Linked DNA regions of Mus musculus: region 1 is linked to region 2. A link is a loop called in an ENCODE intact Hi-C map of the cell type or tissue named here. Cell type or tissue: heart. All regions are shown on one strand. Links, peaks and the distances in the headings refer to the core of each region. The heading gives the core; the rest is flanking DNA.

Region 1 (7,646 bases), core at 1,484-6,483, 51 kb after region 2:
GTCTGCTGAAGTGTTTCTCAAGATGTCTCTTCCTCTTGGTGTCAGGAATGCCCCTGTATCTCTCACATACACACCTTACCCATGTCCCAGCTGTGAGTGCTGCCTCTCCCTGGCCCACCTTGCCCACCCTTAGATGCTCTTCTAGAGAAGTCTGACCTGAGCCTGTCTAGACCAGAGCTGGCGTCAGCCATGGCCAGGCGGAAGGAGAATGGATACTTGAGGCCTGGGCCAACCTTTCCAGAACACACTGCACAGCTGGCTCCAAGCTTCTTCTTATTCTTTTCTTTCTTTCTTTTTTTTTTTTTTTTTTTTTTTTAAATTTTTTACAAAACCATGTATCCCAGACAAACAGGACATTGAAAACTGTCTCGCAGGCATTGTGGAGGACTCCAGGGGAGGACTCCATGAATGAGCAGCTGCCAACCCAGGACGAGCCGCAGGCCCTCTGCACAAGGTCCAGTGTGCGGACGGGTTCAGTTGGAGGCCTGCCCCACCTCCACAAAAGCTGGGTCTCTGTCTCTCCCAATGCCTGCAAGGGAAGGAGAAAGAAATGGGTCTGACAGGAGGCGGGGAGGCTGCTGCCAGGGATGGGGCAGGCCCGCCATTTCTCACCAAGAACATGTGACATTATCCAACGGTTATGGTGATGCCAATGATGACAGCCAAGATGAGAACAGTGACAGAGACACAGATGGCAATCATGACTTTTTTCTGTGGGAGAGGAAGGGTCACGGACAGTCACTCTGGAGTGCCCAAGGCCGGGGCTGGGGGCCAGGCTTACCTTCCTCGCCTTCTTCTGATTCTCTAGGGCTATCTTGACGTGCTCTTGCCCACGTTCCACGTAGTCGGCCGAGCTCAGGATGTTCTTCTCGATGCGGTTGATCATCTCCCCCTGCCCAGAGACACGAGATAGATTGATCATCTCCCCCTGCCCAGAGACACAAGATAGATAGATTGATCATCTCCCCCTGCCCAGAGACACGAGATAGATAGATTGATCATCTCCCCCTGCCCAGAGACACGAGATAGATAGATTGATCATCTCCCCCTGCCCAGAGACACGAGATAGATAGATTGATCATCTCCCCCTGCCCAGAGACACAAGATAGATTGATCATCTCCTTTGATCATCTCCCCCTGCCCAGAGACACGAGATAGATTGATCATCTCCCCCTGCCCAGAGACACAAGATAGATAGATTGATCATCTCCCCCTGCCCAGAGACACGAGATAGATAGATTGATCATCTCCCCCTGCCCAGAGACACGAGATAGATAGATTGATCATCTCCCCCTGCCCAGAGACACGAGATAGATAGATTGATCATCTCCCCCTGCCCAGAGACACGAGATAGATTGATCATCTCCTTTGATCATCTCCCCCTGCCCAGAGACACGAGATAGATTGATCATCTCCCCCTGCCCAGAGACACAAGATAGATAGATTGATCATCTCCCCCTGCCCAGAGACACGAGATAGATAGATTGATCATCTCCCCCTGCCCAGAGACACGAGATAGATAGATTGATCATCTCCCCCTGCCCAGAGACACAAGATAGATAGATTGATCATCTCCCCCTGCCCAGAGACACGAGATAGATAGATTGATCATCTCCTTTGATCATCTCCCCCTGCCCAGAGACACAAGATAGATAGATTGATCATCTCCCCCTGCCCAGAGACACGAGATAGATAGATTGATCATCTCCTTTGATCATCTCCCCCTGCCCAGAGACACGAGATGGTTCAGAGGGGGAGGGCCGACCAGGCATCGATGTGAGAACAGTTACTTGCCCAGCCCAGTCCAATCTAACCAAGACACTCGAGGGACAGACAAGGTTTCTCTGTGCAGCTCTGGCTGTCCTGGAACTCTACCTGTAGACCAGGTTAGCCTAGAACTCAAGGGATTCACCTGCCTCCGCATCCCATGTGCTGGGATTAAAGGCGTGCGCCACCACTACTGCCTGGCTAATCAAGACATTATCAGCAGAAAAAAAAAAGATACACTAACAAAGCTAAGGCAGGACCTGAGCTGTTCACAGTAAGGCTTTCAGGCCCCACCCCGTCAGGTTGTTCTTTCTCTCTGTTCCATTATCCTACATAACCTCGTTTGCAGTGGATGCCTGCAGCCACGGCCTCATAGGACTAGTACCTTCCCCATAGATAGTAAACTTGTCTGAAGTTGCCCATTCTTCTAGGCCGGTCTCCATCCCTCTCCCTGCCTGCTCCTGGCACTACCAGCTTAGGTCCTGGTGCTCCCAGTGGGTGAGTGATTTCCCAGGACTACAGCTGCAGAAGAGAACGGCTGCAGCACTGCGGAGTTCATCTCAGAAGGTCAGGACAGGGCCATTCTAACCTAGGAGAGACCAGGAGGTTGACCCTCTAGGGACCGCTTTCCACAGGAGCTCTAACAGCATTAGAGGGCTTCTGTCATAGGAAAAGAAGCCATGACTAAGGCCATGCCTAGGTGAGGTGCACGCTGGTGGCTCAGGAGGGATGCCATCGAGGCAGCTGTGAGGAGAATTTGGTTAAGGATAAAAGTAGAGGCCACCTGGAAGCAGGCCCAAGCTTGGAATTGCAGACAAGTCCAGGAGAGCATCTCAACTCCAGGTCAAGGCCAGGACTAAAGGTTGCACGGGCTTCTGGGCACGCACCTGCATCTCCACCTCCGTAGCTAGAAACGTAAAGATCTCATGGAGCTCTCGGATACTGCGCTCCAACTGCTGGATCTCACTGTGCCGCGCAGAGATCTCATTCAGGGCCTGCCGAGTCACCTGCGTGTCCTTCAGGATCTGGGGAGACAGGCAGGAACTGGAGACGTCACAGGGACACCAGCACCTGGTTCTCAACAGTTTACCCGCGCTTCTCGAACAGCCCTCGAACCTGTGGACCCAGCATTCTAATCCATGCCTGACTGGGCCTTGGCCTGCCTTCCACACAAAGAAACCAGGACCCAGGGATGGAACGGCCGCCCACAAAGGAAGGATAGCTATGGCCACTCACATTAGACACAAACACCTCACTCTGCCCACTGTCCAGCATCTGTTCCAGCTCCTCGTCAGACACCATTCCAGCATTGGCTGTAACAGGAAGGGCCAGTTCAGAGCTGATCAGAGGCCCCAAACCCCGAGGACAAGGTACCCCAACTCACTGATCTTCAGCTGCCTCCGGATCCGCTCCACATTCTTCTCTCGGTATTCGGACTGCATTGAGTTGCACTTGTTGATGAGCTCGACAAATTGCTGGGACAGGACTCCATGCTAAGAACAGAAAGCCTAGCTGGGCGTCAGCAGGAACTGCCAGGAGGCTGGGGCCATAACTACCTTGTGATCTTGGCAGACCCCCTCACGCCTCAGAAAGAAAGCCAAAGGTCTTATCAGGACCCCCATTAGACCCGTCACTGCCTCTTCCTCCCCACACCTCCCCACCTCCTTCCTTCTCCTTCCTCCACAGTGGTTTCTCCCTAACATGCTCGTCTCTGCGTTGGTGCACTGCTCCTTCTGCCTAGGTTTTTTCTCAAGCACCCTTAAGTCTTCAACCATTTACTTTTTCCAAATTTGTATTGTTTTGTGTGTATTTTTAGGGTATTTTACCTACATGTTCATCAGTACATCACACGTGCCTGGTGACTGTGGAAGCCAGAAGGTATCAGACCCCCAAAACTGGAGTTATAGAAGGCTGTGAGCCACCATGTCGGGGCTGAGAATCGAACCCAGGTCCCCTGAAGAGTAGCCAGTGCTCTTAACCGCTGAGCCATGTCTCTAACCCCACCTTCCTTATTTTCTGTTGTTAGTTGGTTTTGAGACATGGGCTTCATATGGCTCACACTGGCCTTGAACTCCTGATCTTCTTTCTCTACCTTTCAAGCATTGGGGTTACAGGTGTGCACCAAGTTGCTTCAACTATTTTTGAGATTTTTTTTAAAGATTTATTTATTTATTATATTTAAGTAAACTGTAGCTGTCTTCAGACTCTCCAGAAGAGGGCATCAGATTTCATTACGGATGGTTGTGAGCCACCATGTGGTTGCTGGGATTTGAACTCAGGACCTTCAGAAAAGCAGTCGGCGCTCTTAACCACTGAGCCATCTCGCCAGCCCCCTATTTTTGAGATTTTAATTTTGACCTTATTTATTAATTTTTATTACTATTATCTGGTTTGAGACTGTGTCCCATATAGCCCACGCTGGCCTGCTAGCATCACTGGTGTACACGAACAGAGCACTGTCTTATGTGGTGGTGGACACCTGACCAGAGCCCCGGGTGTGCTAGACAAGCACTCTAGCAATACCCCCAGCCCTTACTGATTTTCTAAATTTATTTGTAGTAGGATGGGACATTGCAGATGGCTGAGCCTATAAACAGACTACTGTGCAAGCCTGAAAACCCACAGCCAGTGATCCTAGAACCCATTCAAAGCCAGATGTGGTGGTGCGTGCGGTTCTGTGATGCCAGCATGTCTAAGGTGAGCTGGGAAGCAGAGGCAAGAGGGGCACAGTACAGAGCAGTCACAGACAGACCCAACCTTGGCAAGAGGAAAGGTGAAAACTCATCACTTTGACCTCAACATGAGCACTGTGGTGTGCGCGTGCACTCATTCACACACGTTCACAGAAAACCTACAGCTTTCTGTATCACTGTCGAGTGAAAACAGGGTCTCAAGCATGCTCAGCACACACCCTACCACAGTTCACCCCCTTCCCATTGTTTAAATTACATGCCTCACTCCGTCAGTACGTTCCCTCGTTTTATGCTGTTTTGTCTCCTAATACTCATTATTAGATTATGAAATGATGTAAGCCCAGTGTGGTGTCCTATACCTTGATCCTAGCATTGGGGAGACAGATACAAGTAGATCTGAGTTTGAGGGCAGCCTTACCTATGTAGTGAGCTCCAGGCCAGCGAGAGCTGGTTAGTGAGACCCTGTCTCAGTAAGGAAAAGTGAAAATAATTTCCTTATTTGGTGACTGTCTGGCCCTATAGGACCTAAGTCTCAAGGGTAGAATGGTTAGTTCAGAGGGTGTACAAGCACTCAGTGTGCATGTGTTGAAGGCTTGGTGAATGTCAGTGTTGCCGTGTAGACTGCAGGTTTGCTCGTGTACCTCGGTGTCACCGTGCCACTACCACAGTGCAACAGGGTCCTCTCACATCCTTCATTCTGCCACTCTTTCATCTCTGAACTCTATCTATGGGGCCAAGGATGTCCTCTGGAAGGAAGAGCAGCCACTGCTCCTAACCTCGGTGCCGTCTTTCCAACCCTGCTTGTTTTTATTTCTAGTTCTTCTTCCCTTGAGTAGAATGATAAGGCACTAAGTCCTACATGAGAAATGTCTTTGTCCCCTATTCAGTCCAAACTCCCCGTCTCAGGCTTGGGAAAGTATGTGTCTCACAGCCAGGCCTAAGTCATGTCTGACACAGCCAATTCTCTTTGACTGGAGGAGGCAGGGGGTTCTAATGGATTCAGCATTTGGAGATTTGGTTCTCTGCCTGCACCCAGTTCTTCCTCTCTTGAGCATAAGCTTTTTTATATGGAAAAGCATCAGGACAGAGATCCTAGAATCAAGGGCCTCTAAGTCACCATGCAGGAACCTAAGAAACAATGAATGAAATCCCTTGGTCCTAGGAAAGTACAACCCACCTGGGTTTTCTTCATCCTTGTGTTGACTGAGTTGTAATTCTCATCAGCTTCCTCCTTCTGGGGCTCTATGGCTGTGGGAGAGACACAAGGATGGATGGGAAGAGGGGTTCCTCCTGAGACTTACAAACATTGTTTGGGAGACCAGCTGCATTCTGTTGGAGGTTAGCCTGATCTACATATTGAACACACACAAACCCATTAATAAAAGTGTAAGCCATATAATAAAATATTTTAAGTGAATTTTTAAAAAGTGATTGGAGACCAGATCAGGGCCACATCTACATTCCAGCTACGTAGTAAGGAGTTTCTTGTTTTCTAACATTTTTATTACATAGTGACTATGAACAGGAATGCCTTCTGGTAGTAATGCATAATGGAGGAGGAGGAGAAGAAAAAAGAAGGAGCGAGCTTTTAATTTAATCTCAGCACTCAAGAGGCAGAGAAAGATGGATCTCCGTGCATTTGAGGCCATCCTGGTCTATATAGGAGGAAGAGGTGGAGGAGTAGGTGAGAAGAGAGAAGGGAGAGGAGAAGGGGGCGAATTCTGAATTTCTGAGATATGTTTTTCTTTGAATTACACCAGTGGGTTCCCACAAGCGTGGAGGAACCTCTCATCTGCTTGCCCAAAGAATACACACTGGCCTGAAAGGATGAGAGCAGTAAGTAATTTTGAATTTAAACTTAAAATAATAATAAAGGAATCTGAGAGGCCATAATGTGCTCTGCAAAGTACCATGGCTTTGATGCCATGGGACAGAGATCCTAGACCCAAGTCTGCTGTGTGACCTGGATCTATCACTTGACTGTATACAACAACTAGATACACCAGCAACTGGGCTGAATCAAAGGGAAAGATATGGCTGAGACCCTTGAAATTCATTCACCTTTTAGCTGCGCCCGGACCTCTCTCCCCAGCTGTTTGATCTCCTCTCGCAGGTTCTGCAGGCCCTGCTTCATGCCTAAACGAGAAAGCCAACACTTCTAAATCACAGCCTCTCCCACAAACCAAAACCAAACCCATCCTGGCCATCACCTGAATAAAACTACATCCCCCATAGTCCACCGGGCTGGCGTGCGTGAGCCCTAGGTTTCGCTTACTCTCCTCGGGAAGAGGCGTGGCCAGGATGGTGACCTGCTGTTTCTCCAACTCCCGGACTTTACTCTCCAGTTTGGCCATAGTCTGCCGAATTGTCTGCACCTAGGAAGGATCACCAAGAGGGCTGAAGACTTAAGTGTCACTCTAGTCCGCCCTACTCCTCGGTTCTCCTGACCCTTACCTTCTGGAAGAACTCGTCGTCCGGGCTGCCCAACCGGGCAGCACCTGAGTGCACCACCAGCGCGACTCGAACCTCATCTTCATCGTCTGAGATGTTATCCCCCTGCCAGGGCCGGAGTCATTGGCGACAGTTGCTCGCTGCGGTTCTCGCCCCGCAGGAACCATGGGCTTCCGGGATTTTCCTTCCTGGCCATCAGCCACCCGCCCGGGACCCAAAACCAGGAGTCCTCACTCCAGCGCGCCCGCCCGGCCCCGCTTCTCCTCACTCCAGGGTGTCCTCACCATCCCGGTTTCTCACCTGCCTCAACTCGTGGGTCCTGTCGCGCATGGTGGTCGGAGTGCCCTGGACCCGAGCCCAAAGGGCCTCAAGGTTCTAAATTTGGAAGTCCTGCACCTCTCTCACACTTGACACCCCCTCCCTCACCCAGCGAACTCCAGTACACCCCGGAGCCGCCAAAGGCCCCACCCCTTTCACCATCCACAGTCGTGGGGAAGAACCCGATCATAGGACCCCCAAAGTTCTACAGGTTGGAATTCCCTTCTCTTCCCCCCATCCTGCTCCCGCAGCTGCCGCCCCGCCCCTCGGGGGATGACTCCGAGCATGCGCGCGAGGGCTCGGCTCGTCCTCGCTAGAGGGAAAGGCGGAGGTCGGAAGCAGTGGCAGCCGAACGGAAGCGAGGCTGCCTGAGTCCAGAGCCCGCCCCGCTGCTCCCCCCCCCCCCACTACCGGAAC
Region 2 (7,646 bases), core at 854-5,853:
GGGAATGGGGTGGAGTGAGGGAACGAAGAGAGACTAGACACACAGATACACCTACTGTGCTTACTCTGACAGGGTGATGGGGTGCACCTACTCTGCAAATACCCAGGACCTGAGAGAGTTCATTATGTACTACGGAGGGAGGGAGAAGTTAGCCAATGTCAGTAGGAGGTGTCTACAGTGACCAGCTTCAGCCTTTGAACATCTGGTAGGAGGAAGCTGCAGTTGCGAGTTTTTACCACTTTGGTCAATTGTTCCCAAACACTCACACTTGCACATACCGTTTACACTTCCACTTAGACCAGAGGAGGACCCCGCCATCCCTCAGAGCCTGAAGGAGCTTTGTCAAATTCCCATGGGTCTGAGGTCCTGGTCCCGAGGTGGCTGTGGCCATGTCAACAGTACACTCCACTCAGGACTTCATCCAGCCTTCACTCACTCACTCACTCAAGGCTTCCAGGGCTCCCCAAAGCACACATTATTAATGGATTGATTAGTCAATTCTGGTCAGAGGTCATGACACCTGTCTGTCACTCAGGAATCTGAGGCAGAGCATTGTGAAAAGTTTTATGTCATCCAGGGCTGCTCTGAGAGACCTTTCTAGAGACTCTAAGGAAGATCTGTTTCTTTCTGATTCTTTGTTCTTCCCCGATTTTCAAAGCCAATGACATTCATTATCAGCTCAGGACTCCCTCCGTGTCTTCTGGGATTACTTTCCTGTGACTCTTTCCTGTGGTCTTTCATTTTTTAATTGGACTCACACAATCTCTGGCTTAGTTAGTTTTAGAGGCAGTCTCCCATAACCTGTGCTGAAGATAACCTTGAAATCTTGATCTTCCTGCGTCTGCCTTTCAAGTTAACCATTATGCTGGTTTGAATAAAACTGTGACTCCCCACACCCGCACCCCCCCACACACCGCGCGCCTCCACCTTCCCCACCCCGAATAGGCCAATGGGGAGTGGCACTATTAGGAGGTGTGGCCTAGTTGGAGTGGGTGTGGCCTTGTTGGAAGAGGTGTGTCACTAGGGGTGGGCTTTGAGGTCTCAGAAGATCAAACCAATTCTCTTCCTGTTGCCTCCTGATTAGTATGTAGAACTCTCAGTTCTTTCTCCAGCACCGTATCTGTCTAATGGACAAAACCTCTGAAACTATAAGCCAAGCCAGCCCTAATTAAATATTTTCTTCCATAAGAATTGCCATCATGGTGTCTCTTCACATTAATAGAAACCCTAAGTAAGACAAGTATTGTGTCTAGCTTATCCTGTGTGTATTTATTCGTTTTCCCTGTCTCTTTGTAGGTCACAACTGGAAATGGAATCTCTTTTGTTTGTTTCTTTGTTTTTTCTTTTTAGTTTTCCGAGACAGGGTTTCTCTGTGTAGCCCTGGCTGTCCTGGAACTCACTCTGTAGACCAGTCTGGCCTCCAACTCAGAAATCCGCCTGCCTCTGCCTCTCAAGTGCTGAGACAAAACCTACTTTTAATCAGAGTTTTAAAACATTTTAACCTCCCTTCTAGCCCACCTCCCACCAGAAGTAGTGGAAAAGAAAGGATATGGGGAAGTTGGCCTGTTTAGAAATGGTTCTTTGGAACAAATCCCATCTGCGTTATCAGGAAATCAGCGGTTCAGTTCACAAGTCAGCAGGGGCAGCTCGATCCACCTGCAAACATTTCATGGATGCACCAACAGTCCAGTTCGATAGAGTCAGGATAGCAAACACAAATCAGTAGTGGTGGCACGACCTAGCAGAGACAGCTAGGCCTCTGCCACATTGACACGAGTCAACAGGAGGGACCAGGGACAACAGGAATGCCAGGGGGAAATGTTCTCAGCTGCGCCTCTCTCAAAGAAGTGAAGATCAGCGAAGACTCAAGACCAACAAACGTTTAGCTATGCGAGCAAGCCAAACTCCTGGCTCCTGTCACTGTCCATCAAGTCCTTTTTATACGACCTCCAAACATCACGTGTCTCCTCGGGCTTCCCTCTGCACTTGAGTCTTCTCAGCTGATATCACTCTGCCCATCAGCCTGAGTCACTGGAAATGGTAAGAAGCCATAGCACACTACCAGAAGGTTTTTGGTGTGTTTCTCTCTTTGGAGTTCCAACAATCAGAGCCCAACTAAGCAATGTAAGGTAGGCCAATGCATGTGTGTACTTAGCAAAGGCTCCTTCATCATGTGTCCTTTCATGTGCTTGCTTTAGCAGAACATCCTCTCTCCTGTGTCTGCTTCAGTGAAATGTTTCTTCACGTTTGTGACAGCAAAACACCGTCCAACACAACTGACTCTCCAAAGAACCCATAAGTTTCTACTTCATGACTCTCATCAAAAGAAGCAATACAGAGAAGAAGGGAGGAAGCGAAGAGACAGAGTGGGGCTGAGGCTCCTCAGCTCAGCTGGGGATGTCATTTCCTGGGAGCTGCAATGCCTCTGCTGAGGATGCTTCCTCTCAGAGCTGTGTGGCTCTTGGGCCCCCATGTCTCAGGATGCCCTCCCATTGGAATACCTTCTCTCCTCAGCTGTGTCGTTCCTGGGCTTCCGAGTCCCAGGATACCTTCCCATCTGAGCAGGAACACTTACAGTATCCACCACACTCTCTGACGTAAAAGAAGTAGACCCGAGAAGGAGAAGCCATGGAGAGAGGGCAGCCATCAAGGAAGAAAGAGTTCCTTAAAGCAGTAACTAATATCACTTGGAAGTCAAACTTTTTGACTCTAAAAATAAACATTAGACTCAATGTTCAAGTCATGCTTGCAACTAGGTGTCAAGGACATGCTCAAGGGCAGCTAGTTTGTCATGTGAGCATCAGTAAGACGTAAGGAAGACTGGGAATGTAAAATCTTCCCAAAACTTGGCTGTGAAGGGATTAGATTAAAGACAACTGGAGAGGGAGCTGGTGAAGAAACTCCAGGCAAATGGGAAGGGTGGAAAGGCAGACAGTACAGAACTGACAGGTCCTCAGTGGGGAGGGGGGGATATTTGTAAAGGGGAGATAATATAAGAGGGATTGTTGGGTTGATCCAGGCTCAGGTTTTGCCAAGAGTGCGCCACAGTGGTACAGAGGTCTGGGAAATCACAGGAAAGTATGGCCTAGATAAAGGAATTTATTGTGAGAGGGAGGGTGCCTCTGCCCACAAGGGGCGCTAGTGAGACACGAGGGATGGCTGGCGGTGATCTTGAAAGACAGGTTGTAGACAAATGGTATCTGAAATAATTTCGGGGAAAATGCTTCCAGAGTCGTATCCCTGCTTTCGCGGAATTCCATTCGTCTATTGACCCGTAGGTTCTAGACATACCAGATGCATAGACAGAACTTGTCATAAAAAATGTGCTAAGCCGGGCGTGGTGGCGCATGCCTTTAATCCCAGCACTCGGGAGGCAGAGGCAGGAGGATTTCTGAGTTCGAGGCCAACCTGGTCTTCTACAGAGTGAGTTCCAGGACAACCAGGGCTACACAGAGAAACCCTGTCTCACCTCCCCCCCCCCCCCAAATGAGCTAAACGGGAGATGGTTTAGCAGTTAAGAGCACTGACTGAACTTCCAGAGGTCCTTGAGTTCAATTCTCAGCAACCACACACGGTGGCTCACAATCATATGTAACCGGACCCAATGCCCTCTTCTGGTGTGTCTGAAGATAGCGACAGTGTGTTTGTGTTTGTGTGTGTGTGTGTGTGTGTGTGTGTTACCGTCCTGTTAATAGTAGCTTTACAGAGCCGGGCATGGTGGCACACGCCTTTAAATCCCAGCACTTGGGAGGCAGAGGCAGGCAGATTTCTGAGTTAGAGGCCAACCTGGTCTACAGAGTGAGTTCCAGGACAGCCAGGGCTGCACAGAGAAACCCTGTCCTTGAAAAACCAAACAAAACAAAACAAAGTAGCTTTACAGCACTACATACTCAAATTTCCCTTAATGTCTTGCAGCCTCTCCAACTACAATTCCCATCATGCCCGGCAGCTGCGTTATCAATGATTACCCACATTCCTAAATCCTGTTTACCAGCCCAGCATTCCTAGCTGTCATGCCTAAGAATAACCAATTGAATTGGAGAACGCCAGCGGAGGCCGACCAATCTTCCGGTAGGAGGGGCGTGGTGACAGCAGGCCCCGCCCTGCCCCGTGGCGATTCTTCCCTCCTGTCCCTGGGCTGTACTGTCGACATGGGCACCACCTGGAGGAGCCCTGGACTCGTGCGGCTTGCACTGTGCCTCGCTGGCTTAGCCCTCTCACTGTACGCACTGCACGTGAAGGCGGCGCGCGCCCGCGATGAAAATTACCGCGCGCTCTGCGATGTGGGCACGGCCATCAGCTGTTCCCGCGTCTTCTCCTCTCGGTGCGTGCAGACATGGAAAGCATGGGGCTCTTGAAGGCCAGGTTACCAGATAATTTTGGAGTCTGGGGTCGCAGTGTCCACAGAAAGGACACTTTGAGAGCGGCCTGGCTCCATGGGTTTTGGTGGGTAATCGGACGTGCACACTGGACCTCACAGAGATACTGGTGCTTGAACGCTTTCTGAGGATACTGTAAATACCAATGATGGGAAGACTGGAGGAGGCAGGGCAGTATATTGCATAGAGACTGAGGAAACTTGAGATGATACAAAGCGGGAGGAGGGGGTGGACTATTGGCTGTGCTGAGGGGACAAAGTGGCTCACTCTGTCCGGGTTGGAGGACCAAATGTTAGTGGGTGGTGAGGGAACTGTAGCTTTGTAGGCCCAAGCAAATAGATTTCCCAGTTGTGATCACCGTAAAGCGAAATCAAGCTGGGAAAAACTTTTAACCTTTCATTTATTTGTTTGTGAGGTGGCACATGCATGCCACTACATGCATGTGGAAGTCAAGAGAATAACGTTCGGGAGTTGAGTCTCTCCTTCTTTGTGGGCTGCGGGGGGATTCGATCCAGTTGACAGGCCTGGCAGCTGATACTTGTTTTTCCTGAGCCATCTCACCAACTCCTGAAAAATTATTGATAGTCTGTGATGACAGGCCACTAAGAGCCCCAGGACATGCCAGGTCAATGCCCTTTGGACTCTTAGTAGGTGGAGCTTCTTGCTAATCACTGTTCTACAAAAAAGCTCAAGAGGCACTTGGCCTACCCCACTTACCTGCTTCTTTCACTTCCACCAGGTGGGGCCGGGGCTTTGGGCTGGTGGAGCACATGCTAGGAGCGGACAGCGTCCTCAACCAATCCAACAGCATATTTGGTTGCCTGTTCTACACCTTACAGCTGTTGTTAGGTGAGTGAGTGGCTTTGCCCCTTCATGACCTGTCTTCTGAAATCCAGAGCAGCCCCACCTCGTGTCGTGTCGTGTCGGTGACCCAGACAATTGACACCCAGCTGCTAATTACTGAGCAATCTCATCACAAGGAGTCAAGAAAGCAGAACACTTAGCAGGAGGCTTATCCTACTTGGTTTAGGTAGCCAGAGGCTGAGGGCCCTCAAAGATTTCTCACAATCTCAGTTTTATGGCAAAGAATCAACTTCTTTCTTTTTGTTTAGTTTTTCGTTTTTTCTTCTCCCTCTCCCTCCCTCACCTTTTTTCCTCTTCCCCCCTCCCCCCCAACCCAAGGAGAGGATTTCTCTGTGTAATCCTGGCCGTTCTGGAAGTCACTACATGGGCCACCACACCTCACATGGGTTTTGTTTTTGTTGTTTGGTTTGTTTTTGAGGGGTGTGGTGAGGCTGAGGCAGGTGTTGAGATAGGGTTTCTCTGTGTAGTCCTGAATGTCCTGGAACTCACTCTGTAGACCAGCTGGCCTCAGACTGAGAGATCTGACTGTGTCTGCCATCAGAGTGCTGGGATTAAAGCATGGCTTTGGACCACACCTGGTAGGTTTTGAGACAGGGTCTTTTTGAGACAGGGTCTCTCTACATAACCCTAGTTGTCCCGGAGTTCATTATGTAGACCAGTCTGGCCTAGAATTTGCAGGAACTCTCCTGCTTCTGCTTCCGGAGTGCTGGGACTGTACACCACCGTGCTCAACTGATAGTTTTTTGGTTTGCTTTGCTTTGGGAGACATTCCAGGTTGACCTTGAACTTCTTTTTGAGAGGACTCCAAAGTGTAACTTGTGTTTCATCTTGTGTAGCTTAGCAAGAGAATTTACTCTGGGTCCCAAGAATTATTGACCAGATGAGGCCCATCAGATCCTGTCTTAAGAGTACTTTCACCAGAAGCACCTGCTGTCTGTCATTGAGGAGGCATGACAGAGTTCTAGATATACCATTACTGACCGTCTCTTGTTTTACAGGTTGCTTGAGGGGACGTTGGGCCTCTATCCTACTGGTGCTGAGTTCCCTGGTGTCCGTCGCTGGTTCCGTGTACCTGGCCTGGATCCTGTTCTTTGTGTTATATGATTTCTGCATTGTGTGCATTACCACCTATGCCATCAATGTGGGTCTGATGTTGCTTAGCTTCCAGAAGGTACCAGAACACAAGACCAAAAAGCACTGAGTTCCCACCTCATGCCAGACTAACCTAACTTGCTTTGCCTTGGCACATGACCCTTGCCCAAGTGTGTGGGTTCCTAGAAGGCCCTACCCACATCATTCAAACCCCCCTCCATAACCACACACAGAGAAATGACCAAACGTGCCTCTAAGTTCTGTTCCCATGGGCTGCATTCTGCTGTTGGTTAAAGAGAAGGATTTTGAACAATAAATTTTTCTATGTTGGTCAAGTCTGTAGCATATGTCTGCCAGAGACCCTTCGGGGTGTCAGTCTTTCCCTGTTACTGCCTTCTCTAGAACTGGGGTGAGTCAGAGAGGATGGAGGGCCTGCCCGGAAGGAGAGGACACATCATCTCCAGCATGTGTAGTCAGCAAAACCTGGCACATCAGCCCCCATGTCTAGGAAACAAGCTTGAGCCTGCTGCCTACGGATCAGACCTCCTGTCGTAGGAGGGCCTGCCACACACCTGGAGGGCAAACTTGCTGGGAAGGAACTTCTTCCTGTGGTAGAGCTTGAACCCTGCAACTGCCTCACCTATCATCATGGCCAATCTTAACCCTGTGCAGGGCCAGGCTAAGATCCTATTTCTGTTTTTCCTAATGTGGACTAAGCACTTGACATCCCAAGCACTGTCAAAGAACCTGTGTTAACTTAGTAGATAATTACTACCATTGTTTCTGTATTCGTGAGGGAGCTAAAATGCTCTGAGAGTATATGTTTAGTACTGGGGAAGGGTTGGGGGAGGGAGATCTCAGATTAGCACACATCCCATAATTCACATTGCAGGGCTTTCCAAGGTAGGAAAGTGTTCTACCACTGAGCTATACGATAGCCCCTATATCATAATCTGTGTCTGCCTGGGCATTGGCTCGTGTCTTCTCTAAGCTCTGCTCACTGTTGCCTCTGTATCAGGGTCAGGTAATGGTGGAACTAGCCTAAACTGGGAGTCGGAAGGTGAAAAAGGATGTGACCTCAGTGTTCTACCCTCCATCCACACATTTGCCAGAAAGAAGAGCAATGCCCTGCCAGCAAGGAGGCAGACCCAGAGAGAGGATAGGATGAGAGCCACCCCTTTAACACACAGTCCTGCATGTTACCTCTGAAGCAAACTGAGGGGAGTGTATGAAACCTGCCTGGCCTTGGCCTGCAGGAGGCAGGGAAGCTGAGGGGAGTCTGAGGAGTCTGCCACTGCTCCACAGATGATG

What was found. Peaks named below come from ENCODE experiments on the same cell type or tissue, not always from the same donor. Only the 100,000 strongest peaks of a DNase experiment are listed, where the experiment ranks them.
Region 1: it touches region 2 in a loop (3-fold over the local background); 1 of 42 quality-filtered maps calls a loop at or near these places.

Annotation. Positions count from the first base shown.
Region 1 is chr7:127,841,634-127,849,279 of GRCm38, reverse strand. Stx4a (syntaxin 4A (placental)) reads right to left here and starts at 7,472. Exons shown (of 11, transcript NM_009294.3): 1 at 7,212-7,472; 2 at 6,915-7,016; 3 at 6,736-6,835; 4 at 6,522-6,596; 5 at 5,638-5,708; 6 at 3,152-3,260; 7 at 3,004-3,080; 8 at 2,655-2,792; 9 at 782-892; 10 at 613-711; 11 at 301-529. The coding sequence starts at 7,241. The coding sequence ends at 628. In heart, for the core only: no CTCF peak of the experiment used is centred there; no DNase peak of the experiment used is centred there; H3K4me3 peaks cover 279 bases; H3K27ac peaks cover 111 bases.
Region 2 is chr7:127,892,087-127,899,732 of GRCm38, reverse strand. It overlaps Vkorc1 (vitamin K epoxide reductase complex, subunit 1), which reads left to right and starts at 4,116. Exons shown (of 3, transcript NM_178600.2): 1 at 4,116-4,324; 2 at 5,119-5,228; 3 at 6,242-6,670. The coding sequence starts at 4,152. The coding sequence ends at 6,444. It also overlaps a transcript of Prss53 not described here. In heart, for the core only: CTCF peaks have their summits at 3,137 and 4,148; DNase peaks (open chromatin) are centred at 3,312 and 4,072; H3K4me3 peaks cover 1,704 bases; H3K27ac peaks cover 1,797 bases.